Regions from separate parts of the Homo sapiens genome. Here region 1 is linked to region 2. A link is a contact called in ENCODE Hi-C or POLR2A ChIA-PET data. All regions are on one chromosome and are shown on one strand. The core of a region is the stretch at or near the end of the contact, and the rest is flanking DNA. Distances in the headings are between cores, read along the strand shown.

Evidence for each region. A loop is a pair of places that touch in the nucleus more often than their neighbours do. ChIA-PET counts read pairs that join two places held with the same protein, here RNA polymerase II (POLR2A). Pooled maps may share reads with other maps.
Region 1: a map with no recorded cell type shows a loop between it and region 2 (5-fold over the local background). The contact joins the enhancer-like site here to the promoter of ATP5MG in region 2. A Hi-C loop is called at or near these places in 1 of 37 single-sample maps with no recorded cell type and 2 of 50 pooled maps. POLR2A ChIA-PET finds 5 or more read pairs at or near these places in 1 of 52 experiments (B cell).

The regions. Positions count from the first base shown.
Region 1 is chr11:118,008,747-118,013,319 of GRCh38, reverse strand. All of the region lies in intron 4 of SMIM35 (small integral membrane protein 35), which reads left to right. Among named protein-coding and RNA genes, the nearest start is that of IL10RA, 25 kb to the right of the region's middle. RefSeq lists enhancers at 2,085-2,585, 2,731-2,830 and a silencer at 3,355-3,404. Within about 2 kb of position 2,224, at least 21 of the 41 ENCODE cell types and tissues checked have a DNase peak (open chromatin) inside an H3K27ac peak, as active enhancers do; they include B cell, where a contact is called at or near this core.
Region 2 is chr11:118,399,541-118,404,132 of GRCh38, reverse strand. It overlaps ATP5MG (ATP synthase membrane subunit g), which reads right to left and starts at 2,527. Exons shown (of 3, transcript NM_006476.5): 1 at 2,416-2,527. The coding sequence starts at 2,467. All of the region lies in intron 3 of LOC100131626 (a long non-coding RNA gene), which reads left to right. RefSeq lists enhancers at 754-1,344, 1,803-2,666, 2,787-2,866.

The DNA.
Region 1 (4,573 bases), core at 975-3,474, 390 kb after region 2:
CCTTGCCTGCCTTTAAGCCCATCCCTTCCCCACATCTCAGTTGCTTTTTCCCATTCAAACCATTTCTCTCTTGGGCAGTTCTTGCCCCTCCCAGGCTCCCCTGGACTGCCCTCATCCCCTCGGATCTTCAAGGCCTGGCCTGGCCCCTCATTGTGGAGAATGAGGGGGTCTCCTCTGGATACGCCACCAGCCTATGGTATGGGAGTCCTGGGGAGTCAGGCCTCTGGGAATGGAGTCTGGCTGGGCAGCAGCGGCTTTCTCTCAGAACTAAAAGAGGCCACCATTCCTCAGGAGGAATCTAGATCCCAGGAAGCCCCTGAGCCTGTAGGAGGGGTCACAGATGTCCTGGAGAACCAGCCCTGCCCAGTGCAGTCCAGTGTGGGCAAGGCCTCCAGACACCAGCAGGGAGCTTCTTTATGTAGTATCTCCAGTTACCTGCCCTTGTAGGGTTGACCAGGGGCCAGAAAGCCACTCATAGCTTCAATAAGCAAAGTTATACAGAGGTGATTCCAGACATGGTTTTAACATTCCCACCTGAGGCCAACTTCCCTGAAGACTGAGCTGGGCCTCGACTCTGCCCTGCCCCCTCTGTACTTGATTCCAGCACTTTCAACCCTCCCCCTGCCCCATCCCCAATCTGGGCCTGTTCTCTTACTGCTCAAGGCCTCAGTGCCTCCCAAACATGGCCAACTCCCAATTTTGATGTGCAGTGCTGAGAACAGTCTAGAAACATGTTCTTGTCGCCTAGGCTCCTGCAATGGGCTGGGCACGGGGGAGTGGGTGAGTTCTACATTACAGTGTTCTGCATTTCTTGTGCAAAGCCTGTCCTGTGGCAAAAGTGGGCCAGAAATGGTGGGAGTGTGAAGAGGAACCCAGGCGAGGCTGAACAAACCAGATAATGCACCAGGGAAACCAGGAATCCACTGTAGTTTGGTAGACAGCAGGGCAGTTCCCCTCGTGAGTCATCACTCCTTTCTCCGGTCTGTGCCCTGCTGGACTGGAGGCAGAGTGTGCACAGGACGTCAGCTTAGAAGGTGCTTAGTGCAGACTTGTTCAAACCAGAGAGGCAGAGTCCTCGGGGCTCCTGTGGATGGAGTAGGGCAAGAGAAGGGAGCCTGTCACTGCTGAAACCTGCAGTTAGAACAGCCAGCTGCCAGCCTCTCTGCTAGCAGCCCAGCAACAGATGCAGGAGCCCAATAGAGCAAGTGGGAGGAGGAGGGAAGCTGTGTGATTTCTCTTCCTGTGCTCCCTTTCCCAAAGCCTCATTTCTCGTTTTGGGTTCTAGCAGATTGTAGAGGAAGGAAGGTGGGGAGCCTCACCAGCCCTTACCCCATTTTCTGCCAGGGTCTGGAGGCCATTCTCCCAGCATAGCCAGGCTTTGACTTAATTACCAAGTCTCTGGATTTGGAGGTCTTCAACTGAGTCTTCTGCCCCTGAGTAAGTGGGAGTGAGGAAGGCCCCTTAGTGGTTCTGAGACCCCTCCCTTCCTTGAAGGCCTCTTGGAATAGCAGGGAGGGGAGATGAGTTGTCTTCGGCTTCCTTCCTTGGATTTCAATTCTGAGGACTGGGGCCTCTTTCCTAACCCCTGAGGTTTGGGCCCCAGTAAAACTTTCTTTCTTTCTTTTTTTGAGATGGAGTCTTGCCCTGTTGCCCAGGCTGGAGTGCAGTGGCGGGATCTTGGCTCACTGCAACCTCCGTCTCCCAGGTTCAAAGGATCCTCCTGCCTCAGCCTCCCAAGTAGCTGGGGTTACAGGTGTGCGCCATCATGCCCGACTAACTTTTATATTTTTAGTACAGATGGGGTTTCACTATGTTGGCCAGGCTGGTCCCGAACTCCTAACCTCAAGTGAGCCACCCGCCTCGGCCTCCCAAAGTGCTGGGATTATAGGTGTCAGCTGCTGCACCTGGCCCGGCCCCAATAAAACTCTGTACCCGCACCCTGCCTAGCAGGGATCCTGGGTCTGCAGTCCATGCCCGGCCACCCTAGGCCCCCGGAAGTGCTCAGAACTCAGTAGCCTTGGGGAATCTTGAAAGGGAGGATGGGACCCAGGACCCAGGTGGCCCTGGCCCCAGGTCTGTGGCTTCAGGTGAGGAGACGGGGACAGCTGCCCGGGGCTGGGAGCACGGAGGGTATTTCCCATCCTCGGGAGCAGAACTGATACTGGGCGACTTCCTCTTTTAGGGCCCTCTGACGCACCCTCTGTCCCCTCAGCCTCCCCCTCTTTTCCTTACTTCCGCAGGCTACTGGCGAGCACAGCTTTCTTCACCCTTGGGGCCTGGGCCTTACCCCTGGACTTTGCGTGTTTCTGTTGAGGGCTCTAAAGGGCAGATTCCAGCTTGTTTAGAAACGATTCGGGAGCAGATGCCTGGAAACCCAGCCACAGGTTTGGCTGAGCCAGGCACTGGCTGGGACCCAGATCATAGCAGTGCCAGAGCCTCTCCCAACACCTTCCCGCTACCTTTTTACGGTTCTTCTTTCCACTGGCCCTAAGAGCCCAGAGGCAGTCACGGGGGCTGGGGGTCCAAGGGCTGGCTGGTCCGGGTTCCCCTGCCACGCTTTGGTGCCTTCTCTGGGGCTATTCTCCAGCCTGGGTGGCCTCTTGTCCCTGCAGCCCCTCCCCTCCTGGCCATATCTAGTCTCTGTGAGATGGCCCAAGTCCGTCTTTGCTGTGACTTCGCTCAGGGCTTGAGACTTGACACCAACCATTTTGATCTGAATTGCAGGTGGCCACATTTCCTCCATTTGTGCTGTTCCTCAACCAGGCTGAACCCTCTGCCAACAAAGTTATGTTCCATAGGTCTTTAGTAACTCCTAAAACTGGAGCGTGCTGGAGGAGGTCAGTGACTACTTGCCGAGTAGAGAAGAGACACCCAATGTAGCCACAGAAGGCTGCTTTGTCCTAGAAAATTGATCAAAATCATGATGAGGCTGGGAGGCGAAGAGGGAGCTTTTCTCTCCTCTAAGTTCTCCTTGAAGTCTTAATGATCTCGTCCCATGCCAGTGGCATTGGAGGGGGCCAGGTGCCAGGAGCCAGGAGGGCAGTGTCTCTGGTGCCCCTCTCTCTGCTTCAGGAGTCTGAGAAACTCAAAGTAGGAGCAGATGGGAGGATCATTATTATCTTTTTAAAAACTGCTTAGTGATCAAAAGGAGGAGCAGAGACTGTTTGCACAGTTCACAGTCCACAGAACACAAAGCCTTTTCTTGCATGGTACTGCATTTTGAGCCTTATGTCAAGCTTGAGACACAGGGATTATTCTTGGTCCCGTTTTACATATGGGGGCACTTGGGTCAGAAAAGCAGCATGCTTTACCCAAGTTCCACAACTGGCTACTGGCTGCACCAGAGCTGAGCAGAGTCTGCACCCTCACGGATGTAGCTGACATCAGGGCGTAAGGATGAGAACTGAATGTAGTATAAGGTCTGGTTCTGACCCTGCCCTGATGTGCTGTGTGGTCATGGGCTACTTACTCCACCTCTTTGGACATCTATTTCAGCATCTGGAATCAAAAGATTGGACTATTTTTCCAAGGCTTCTCCTGGTTCTTACCTGTAGGAGAGCAAAGACCTCATCTACTTTTTTTTTTTTTTTTTTTAAAGCGTCTGCATTCTCAGTTCTTAGCGTATAGCCTGGTCCATAGTAGGTGCTCAGTAAACAATTAAAAGATGCAAGTACAAAGTGTCAATATATCTTTCTAATTTAGGAGATGGCAGTTGAAAGGTGATGGCTGCAGTTCCCTAGTGGTCTAGGATTCTAAGCATTACTTAGCCTTTCCTTGACTCTGCGTGTGTCTGACCAGGTTCCAAGTCTGGCCCATTCCCAACCAACTTTACCTGTAGGGTGAAACGCTAACATTTGCTGAGCACATATCAGTGCAGGGCAGAGGCTTATGATGCGCGTCTTCATCCTCACAGCCTCACAGGTGAGGGAACAGAGGCCCAGAGTGCCGTGAAGTGATTTGTTCAAGGCCAAGCAAGAATCTATTTTCTTTATAGTCCTTTGTCACCCACTTCTAGCCTCAGTCCAAACTGGCAGCTATCCTAACATCCTTGGCCCCCAAGAACATACTCCTCCCTCCAGATGGTCTCTAATCTCTTTTTGGGGTCTCCTTGTGTGGTGAGAAGGGCGCTCAGGAGCCCAGTCCTCCCCAGGCCCCATCCTCAGCTCTGAGCTTCCCACTGACCCACTCCTCTTTCTTCCTTTTGTTTTTTTAGAACTTCCTTGACCTCCAAATCACCAAATTCTGCCCATTCTTCATGCCAGCTCAAATTTCCCTTCTCCAGGGAGACTTCTGTAAGACCCATGGATCTTGTGCTCTGCTGATTTTAAATACAGATAGTCTCAGGCCCCCATAACTTTATTATTGATTATTTCTTTGCATTCATTTATTCACGCTGCTTCCATAACATGCCAGGAACTATGCTAGGCACCATGGGGGCATCCAGTCTCCCTGAAATTAACCTTGCTTTCTCCTATTTGATGGGCATTTCTTGCAGGCAGAATCAGGTTTTAAACCTCTTCTGAGTTCTCCACGGTACTTTGCATGGCTCTGGCCATAGCCAGGAACTTCTCAG
Region 2 (4,592 bases), core at 1,278-3,777:
TATAAAGCAAAATGTATTTCCACGTTAACATTCCAGCCCAGTTGAGTCCTCCTTTCTAAGTACTTTTGGAAGAATAACAAGTTATCTTTCAATTATTTACAACGGAGGGAAGGGTTCATATTATATATTTCATAACAAAAAAATTACCTTGGTGTTACTTTTCTTTTTAGATCACAAAAATTAGTTTGCAATTCCTTAATATGCGCCACCTAAAAAATGTGAAAGCCACACCAGAAAAAAAATCCACTTGAAATATTAAGAATTGTGCCTTAAATCACCCACAAAGTCCAGAGTGAAGCCTCTAATCCTTTTTTCTCTTTAGTTTTTTTTTTTTTTTTTTTTAGACGGAGTCTCGCTCTGTCGCCAGGCTGGAGTGCAGTGGCGCAATCTTGGCTCACTGCAACCTCCGCCTCCTGGGTTAAAGAGATTTTCCTGCCTCAGCTTCCCGAGTAGCTGGGATTATAGGCGCCTGCCACCATGCCCGGCTAATTTCTGTTTTAGTAGAGACGAGGTTTCACCATATTAGTGAGGCTGGTGTCTAACTCCTGACCTCAGGTAATCCACCTGCCTTGGCCTCCCAAAGTGCTGGGATTACAGGCGTGAGCCACAGTGTCCAGCATTATTATTTTTTTTTTTTGAGACCTAGCCTCGCTTCGTCGCCCAGGCTGGAATGCAGTGGTGCAATCCTGACTCACTGCAACCTCCGCCTCCGGGGTTCAAGCGATTCTCCTGCCTCAGCCTCCCAAGTAGCTGCGATTACAGACATGCACCACCAAGCCTGCCTAATTTTTGTATTTTTTGTAGAGATGGGGTTTCACTATGTTGGCCAGGCTGGTCTCGAACTCCTGCCCTCAAGTGATCTGCCCGCCTTGGCCTCCCAAAGTGCTGAGATTACAGGCGTAAGCTACCGCCGCAGGGCCATCTCTTTTGATTTATATAAAATTGTAGAGCTCTATGACAGGTATCTTAACAATCTTAGTAAAGTAAAAGATTTTCTTGCAAGCTTATGAAATTATTTGGGAAAATGTGTAAAATGTTTCACTAGTAGGCTGTGAGGTTCTGCAGGACAGCCTTCAATAACTCATAGTTTGGCTGGTGATGGAGGGAAGGGAGGAGAGAATGGATAAATTACCCGGCTGGCGCTGTGGCTCACACCTGTAACTCTGGCACTTTAGGAGACCGAGGCGGGAGGATCCCTTGAGCCCAGGAGTTAAGAGACTAGCCTGGGCAACATGGTGAAATCCCGTCTCTTAAAACATACAAAAATTAGCTGGGTGTGGTGGTGCGTGCCTGTGATCCCAGCTACTCAGGAGGCTGAGGTGGGAGGATCGCTTGAGCCTAGGAGGTGGAGGCTGCAGTGAGCTGTGATCTGCACTGCACTCCAGCCTGGGCGACAGAGTGAGTCCCTGTCTTCTAGGAAAAAAAAAAAAAAAAAAGAAAGAAAGAAAAAGAAAATACCCAAACCAAACTCAAACACAGCAAAATAGGCTAGAAAGTATTACATTTTTTTTGAAGTTCTGCTTTCTATTCACATTTCATAAACGTAGGCAAAAGTTAAGAGATCCGACCTTCAGTCACTTACTGGAATACAGCACATCTAGGAAAAACTTACGTCAATTTAGCTTATCTCACTTCAGGAATAAAATGAATAGCTTGCCACTGAGAAGACAACTGAAATATTTACTGGCCAAATAAACTAGTACTCAGAGGCTGTGATTATTCAGGGTTGTTGTGAAATACAGCGGTCTACCAGTGAGGCTCTTCAAGCTGAAAAAATTCCACGAATGCTAAGCTTCGTAACAAAGATTATTGTTTATACGGATCCCGTCCTATGCTTCTCGGGGCATGGATACTCATCCATGAAGTCCATTTCCACCTAAAATTTCCCTCGGATTAAAGCGGAAGTATCTTAGAATCCGTCTAGGACAGAAAGCAAAGTCAACGTTCAAAAAAGCTCACCCATCCTTAAACATTTCTGTTGACTTCCAAATACTCCACTGAGAACAACACCACATGTAATGAGGCCGAATTGATTTACTTTCACGTTTCTGCCCTTCCTTTTCTTAGCTCTCCTAACAGAACCATCCCCTCTAGATCCCTGCTCTTAGCGATCTCAGGGGGCGTAATGGTTGCAGCTGCCGGGCAACGCCGGGCTTCCTTCACACTACCTCTCTTCCCAGTCGTGGTTAGAATTCAGGAACTTCTAGGTTGTGTAGAGAACCCAATCTGCAGGTCAGACGAGTGGAAGGCTAGAAAAGAGTCGCCAACCTGCTTCCTGCTCCCTCCACCTGCAGGCCATCCCGCCCCGGCACCCGCAGGCCCCTCGGGTCTTCGCAGCCCGCTTCTTCCTCTCAGGCCATCGCAGGCCTCCCTGCCGCCCGTGTGCCCGCCTCGGCGGTCTCACATCGCGCTCACCGTTCACCAGCGCCGGGGTCTTCTCCACAAGGTTACGGACAAATTGGGCCATGGTTCTGGAATGGAGAGTCCGTCGCCCCGAACCGCCGGCTGAATGTCACCCGCCGGAAGGACCCGCTGCAGGACCCCGTCCCACTTCCAAGGTCAGGCCGCCTCTTTTCGCGCCGGTCGAAGATACTTAAATGTCCAAAGATCTTTGCAGAATCCAGCCTGTCAATTTAATTTTTCAACATGGAAGAGAAAGTGGATATGAAAAGATGGTATTAGAGAGCATGTGAAGAACAGTAGGATTCCGCAGAGAAGCAGGCATTTTGTGGGGCAGCCACTCGTAGAGGTCCGGAAAACCGGCAAGGAGCGGAAATGCGCATGCGCCCTGAACCTGCAGTGCTTTTCTTGGCGCCGACCTCCGCTATTTTGCGTAGGGTGCTTTCGCCGCGATTCTGAGAACCTTTGAAGTCAGTACTGGAGAAGGATTCGCTGAGATTCTTCTAGTCCAACACGATCGTTGTACAGAGGTAGAGAGGGTCCAAGGCCAAACATATAAAGTTAGGGGCCGAGCAATCACCACACAGGCTGTCACCAGGCTCAACCCATAGCCCTTTTTATTTGAGACAGTCTCGCTCTGTCGCCCAGGCTGAAGTGCAGTGGCACGACTTCGGCTCACTGCAACCTCTGTCCCCCGGGTTCCAGCGATTGTTGTGCCTCAGTCTCCCTAGTAGATGGGACTACAGGCGCCCGCCACCACGCCTGGCTAATTTTTGTACTTTTAGTAGAGACGGTGTTTCACCATGTTGGCCAGGCTGGTCTCGAACTCCTAGCTTCAAGTGATCCACCCGCCTTGGTGCTGGGATTACAGGCGTGAATCACCGCGCCTGGCCCCATAGCCCTTTTAAAGTTGATTTTTTGTAATCCCAATCTCCCCAAAGTGCTGTATCACGATTGGAATCCATTTCCCCTAATTCCCTAGTTAACCACAAGGAGCTGTGCAGATGTGAGGAAAAAATCACCTGTATTGAACGCCCACACTATGCCAGGCATTTTGGAATTTAAAGAAAGCCTGTAAGGCATTGTCCCCATTGAGACTGGGCTTGAAAAATGGCCACACAGTTTGGAAGTGGCAGAGTTGAGATCTGAAGTTGCAATGTATACTCAGAGAGGGGGCATTCCATCAGATTAGGCATGGTGCTGATTTCAGCATACTTCCTAGAAAAGATCCTTGAGCCGATGTGTAAGAGAACAGCTGTATACTACAGAGGGCTGAAACTTCATAGTTTAATATGAGGAGGAAAAGATGTATGTAGGGAAGTGGCATTTGATGAGAGGAACAGAACTATAAGTAATGTAACCTGGGGAAGTCTGAGCAGAAGTAAATCTCCGATTTTTGGAATGGTTAGAGAGATGGAAAGAAAAATTAGAAGTGTAATCAAGGAACTAAGAACTTTTCAATGAAGGAGTGATTCTGCTGCCCTAGATACTGCAGAAAAGTCAAATTAAGGATGGGAAAGTTAATTTAGCAATATGGCAATCTTTAACTAACTAGCGCCTTTTCAAAAAATTAGGATAGAATCCAGGGTGAATGGTGAAGAAATATGGCTGTAAAGGATTACAAGTCAGAAAACCAAAGGGGGATGTGGAACTCAGGGGAGAAATTGAAGACAGAGAAGAGGCAGTCATTTATTTATTTAGAGATGGGGTCTTGCCACATTGCCCAGGCTGGCCTGAAACTCCTGGCCTCAAGAGATCATCCCACTTCAGCCTCTTGCTTAGCTCTGGGATTACAGGCACAGGCCATCCTGCCTGATAAAAAGGGATATTGACAAGAGCCCTGATGAGGCAGGAAAAGAGAACTAGCCAGGGATCTATGGGGCCTTTTCCACAGATGTGATTATGGGAGAGAGGTCTGAAAGTCTTCAAAGTCTCTGAAGTCTTTATCTTCCCAGCAAAATGAAGGCAAAGTCATCGGACTGTGAGGGGTCAATGGGAGGGGGGTATGAGAAGGAATTTGAGGAAGGAGGCCAAAGTTTGGAATAGCTGAAGGACACACAGAAGGGTTGTTGGGCAACGTTAGAGATAAGTTTGTGGTTGTACCATTCTAAAAATTGTGTTTTTCCTCCAACAATGGTCTGCAGTTTGGATATTACAGCAGAGGGGAATGGCTGAGTTAATCTAGGCTGACA